Linked DNA regions of Homo sapiens: region 2 is linked to region 1. The links are chromatin loops, found by intact Hi-C in ENCODE. Cell type or tissue: Caco-2. All regions are shown on one strand.

Region 1 (2,500 bases):
TTAGTGCTGAGAATATTTGAGTTCAGAAAGGCCAACTTGCCCAGGTCTCTATGTTTCCTGAGTCTGTACCCTTATTCATTCTCACGCAGCCTCTCCGCCACATACTTCTCTGTCCCCACATGCTTTGGGTGCCACCTACACAAAGCAACTACCAGCCTGGCAGGGCCCCAGCTCTCCACTGCCAAGCTTGGCCCTCCCCGCCCCACTCCTTGCCTCATGTTAATTTCCCACCTGAGTACTGAGTACTTTATAAATAGCAAATCTAAAATGAATTTTCTACCAGCGATCATTAGCTCCCTTGACATCCATTAAACATTCTCGCAAGCAGAGCGAAGTGACAAAAGGGATTGATTTTTACAGTATGTTTAATAGGGGAAAAGAAAGAAAGGTGTTGACAAGTCTTTTTTTTTTTTTTTTTCTGTCCTGATATCACCAGGAATTTGAAATCAGTCAAATGACTTTTATCTGGGAAAAAAAAAAAAAAAAAAAGAAAAGAAAAGAAGAAGGCTAGGATTGGGTGCGGGAGGAGAGGGTCGGGAGACAGAAACAGGCTCCCAGCACCCTGTGCGGCTCATTTCTACACCCGTGACAGGTAAACATAAAGTTAGTTACCTAGTGCCAGCCACCAAGATGAATATGTCAGATTTAATGCTTCAAAATATATAGGGTCCAAGCCAGGGAGGGAGTAGCGGGGAGTGGAGGAGGAAAGAAGGCTGTATTAAGGGAGAGGGAAAATAACCAATCTTCTGCTGAAACTATTGGAAGAATAAATGTGTTGATGCAATAGTTGAAGTCAGAGAAGGCTGGCATATGAGGCACTGTAGCTGAAAATTTAACTTTGATTTCAATTTTCATATTTGTCAGCGATAATTAGATTCAAGAAATGTTTTGCCACTGCTCTAAAATACTAATAAGTAGAGGCCTTTGTAGTTTGGTTAATGGAGTCTTTTTTCCTAGTGGTCTAGGAAAATTCCATTAAAGCAAAAAGTCATACTATATTACAGTGTTTCAATACGCATTGACTCTGCTGCCGCGGTGATATCATCCCAGGGATGGGAGTCCTGTGTGCAACCACAGAGCCCCTGAAGGGATGGGAGTCCTGTGTGCAACCACAGAGCCCCTGAAGGGATGGTAGTCCTGTGTGCAACCACAGAGCCCCTGAAGGGATGGGAGTCCTGTGTGCAACCACAGAGCCCCTGAAGGGATGGGAGTCCTGTGTGCAACCATAGAGCCCCTGAAGGGATGGGAGTCCTCTGTGCAACCACAGAGCCCCTGAAGGGATGGGGTTGGGCTTCATAGGCCTTAGCTGTCTATCATTTCAGACCTGCACAGACCTCCCTGGCTCATGGGTGAGGGTAGGGGAGAGAGAAGAGCAAATTCAATAAAGCCTCGCCTTGAGAAGGATGTGTTTTATAAGCTTCGCCTCCTGGAGCAGGTTGAAGAGAGGGCAGGAGGAGTTGATGGGCACCTGCCTGAGGAGAGGAAGCACTTTCCCTGCTCTCCCCAGTCTGGACGCCTGTTGCCTGTTCCTTTAATGAAGAAGCTCCACCCAGTGGCAGAATCTACATGCACTCCTCCTCCCAAGCCTCAGCCTGCTCTGAAAGTCTGGAAGGTTGCTTTCTCTTGAGATCAGAATTTGATTAAGAGAACCAAGGTCTATTATTTTTGACTGGCTTTTCCCTGGAGTGCCTGTGCATCTCTGATATCCCAGGTAACTCCCTGCAGGGCAATATGGGGTGGATTGGGCTTCACCTGCTTTAATGTAGAGGTAAGTGAAGGGTTAAGTGTATTGTGCCCACACACTCCAGAGAGTTCCTGTGGATGAGGGAAGGCCTAGGGCATCCTCATCTCCCTTCTACCCTACTTTCCACACCACTCCCCTGCCGTCAGGGATTAATAATCACATGCTGGGCTTATTCAGACGGGCTCTCTCTGTCTGGAACGCCCTCTCGTAAGCAGACTGCTGCTGCAGCCACCTGTTAGCCCATCTCCCTGAGCCCAGGGACCTCACGGACCCTGCTCTCAATTGTCCTTCCCAAAACTCTGAAGTGGATCCCCAGACTGGGATGCCAGTCCTTGCCAAAAGAAAGCCCCATGGGCCTGTGTGATCTCACCCACCTCCCCACACATGGGCTCCTTCATGTCAAATTGTGCTCTTCTTGACATAGTAGTAGAGAGACTTGGAATTTACTAATCCTAAACCACAAATGGGAAGTGATGGAGGAATGGACAGATGGCAGGTAAGGGGAGGAGGGTCCCACCAGGATTGCCACCTAGGCCTGGATAAAGATGACTTGCAGAAGCCACACGAAGCAAAAGGGAGATCACGCCCATTCCATTAGTGCAGGGCAGCAGCAACCGCCCATCCTTCCCTGTGCCCATCCTGGGTGCTTCTTTCCTGGCCCCGTGCCCTCCTCCTACTGCCCCCACCACCACCTCCCAGGGTGAACAGAGAGGGAGGGCCTGTACTTCTTCCCAACAGCGCAAAGACCTACCTTTG
Region 2 (2,500 bases), 330 kb before region 1:
GAGGCAGGCACGACAGGGATACCTTGTATCTGTGAGCTTTTGCCATCCAATGTGCCTGGGAGGGAAAGAGATTCCTCTCAGCTCTTCTTTTCCTGTTTCATTCCCTCCTCTGATTTCATAGTGGATGTTGCAGTGGGGGGTCTACCATCAGCAGGATTCACAACCAACTTGTTCTGTGCTTTAGAGTGATCATCTATGGGATGAGGTTGCCTCAAGGCTTTGCTGGATAGCTGCCAGCCCCGAGACCTGCCAACAGTCCCCTTCTTCTCAAGACCTCACAACACTCCAAATTGCTGCTTTCTCTGCAGAGAAATGCTCTTTGCTCTCTATTTCCTCTTACCGTGGCCCTTTGTCCTCAGCACTCGGCCCGAATTCCTTTCTTCACAAACAATAAAAAGGTATGCCCTCAATTTCTTCCTCCCACCCAAGCATTGACCACATTAGCCCTGTAATCTTTTTTTCTTGGCCCTTGTCTACACTTATTTCCCAGCGTGTCCTTGGTTAGGAGCGGTGTGTGTGTGTGTGTGTGTGTGTGTATAAAGTGAACTGCAGAGGAAGAAAACAAAGAAGGTGCAACAGCGAAAGACTGCAGGGGCAAGCAAGGCTTCTGGAGGGAACTTGGGCCTCACTGCCACTCTCTTGCCTCTTCCAGGGTTTCTTGATCACTGATGTTTCCAAGTTGATATTGGCAGTTTTGAAGAAGCCTTTGTTCTTCATGTATGTGAGAGAAAGGGACTAAAAAGGATAGAAAAACCACAATTGAAGCTGCTAATCCTGAACAGAGCCCGAGGCTGTGGAAGACAAAAAGCACCGTGCAAAATAAATTGCAGAAGAGAAACAAGAAAATTCACAACGGTTTCCTATGCCTGGCCTATTTCTACAATTCTTCTGTTAATGAATATTCGTTTTCTACCTGTAGTTCAGCACACTGTTAGAGGAAGAATCAGTCCTCTAACCACACACAGGCTTTCCCATGCCGGAACATTCCAGTCTTGTATCACTGGGACAGAACCCCCAAGAGCCACAGGGCGAGACACCACAAGTGCTTCCAGCGTCGATCGCTAGATGGAGCCCGTGTTATGCACAAATCCAGCCCCAAGGGTCCTGGGGTAGCTGGTGAAGCCATTAGCTGGAGGGCAGCAATTTTAAAGGGTGGTACTTGATTAAGAGAATCCATTTCTCCTACAGTTAGCCCAGAAGCCCAATTGCTCTTGCAGGTGCTTAAAAATTTTCAGTATGTGGATTCACGTTATTCTCTCTCTCTCTCTCTCTCCACCTTGATCAACTATCGCAGGTCTGGATGAGCTCCACTGGCAGCGCTGGTCCCTCCAGGCATCTCGGCAGTAGCTGGAAGCCCCACATTTGGGGTGAGACTCTCTGGCTTCATGAGCTTGCTGCTTCAGTATAATTAGCTGTCTAACTGCTCACCCACACGGAGCCCATATGTGTGTTACTAATTATGATTTATTTAAAAACTCTCTGTTTGCCATTCTTTGTTCTCTATTTCCTCTTTATTGAAGGGCCGAGGGAGGGATTTGATTTGGAAGCTGTTCTGAATGGTAGGTTTTACCTTCCTTTGCATTTTCTGGACTTTTCCTTCTAGTTTCAAAATCTAGGCAGCTTCTGTACCTAACTCTCAGCATGCTGACCTGCTGCTTGCTACCTCTCCCTCCAGCAACAAAATGTACCAGGACAGGTGTGGTCACAGCATTTAGAAGGAAGTAGCTATTACATAAACGGCCGCATCAACATATCTGCTGCTCCCAAGTCTGTATTTCCAACACAGACATTATACCCAAGCTTCAAACCCATATATACCATTGCTTACTGGACATCTTCACCTAATTGTACACAGGCAGTTCCAACTCAGTGTGTGCAAAACTGGACCCCAAGTCTTAGCCCCAAACTTGTTCTCCTGCTGTACCTCATCTTGTCCAGAGTAGAAACCGCAGATCCTCAAGTCCTCCCTCTCTCTCTCCCTCCATCTTTACCTTCATGTTTGATGGATTTCACTCCCTCCCAGCTCTCTTCCTGTCATGCTTTCTGTTTCCAGCGCTGCTGTTTAAACCAAACCCTCCCATTCCTGCCTATAGCGTGGCAAGGGGCTCCACTTATCTTCCTCTGTCCAGTCCTGAAACTCATATTCCATCCACACCATGGCCAAGCTCATCTACCCAGTACACCATAGGCTCAAGTTCTTCACCTGTTTAAAGCCGTCAAAGACCCCTCACAAGCCTTAGCAGACCTTTCCTGAGAGCATGCTGTCCCTGGCAGGACCCTCATCTCTGGAGGCTGCGCCCACCCCACCTGGTCGCTGCAGCTCCCTCAGGTCACGTTGCCATGTGGCTGCAGCCCCGGAAGGGACTTTCTCTCCCTCCTTGCCTGAATGGGCCCTGTTTACTTCACCCCTCAGCTTGAGCCGAGCCCTATCCCCACAGGTCCATGTTATCTCCTCCTTTGTGTCGCTGCAGTCCCAGAGCATGTTTCTGCCAGGACTGTT

The links. Hi-C counts contacts between places; a loop is a spot of excess contacts. Peaks named below come from ENCODE experiments on the same cell type or tissue, not always from the same donor. Only the 100,000 strongest peaks of a DNase experiment are listed, where the experiment ranks them.
Region 2: it touches region 1 in a loop (23-fold over the local background); 9 of 110 quality-filtered maps call a loop at or near these places.

What each region holds. Positions count from the first base shown.
Region 1 is chr11:131,391,175-131,393,674 of GRCh38, forward strand. All of the region lies in intron 1 of NTM (neurotrimin), which reads left to right. Among named protein-coding and RNA genes, the nearest start is that of NTM, 22 kb to the left of the region's middle. In Caco-2, no CTCF peak of the experiment used is centred here; a DNase peak (open chromatin) is centred at 1,518.
Region 2 is chr11:131,063,505-131,066,004 of GRCh38, forward strand. No RefSeq gene overlaps it. Among named protein-coding and RNA genes, the nearest start is that of SNX19, 150 kb to the left of the region's middle. In Caco-2, a CTCF peak has its summit at 1,070 (motif pointing right); a DNase peak (open chromatin) is centred at 1,067.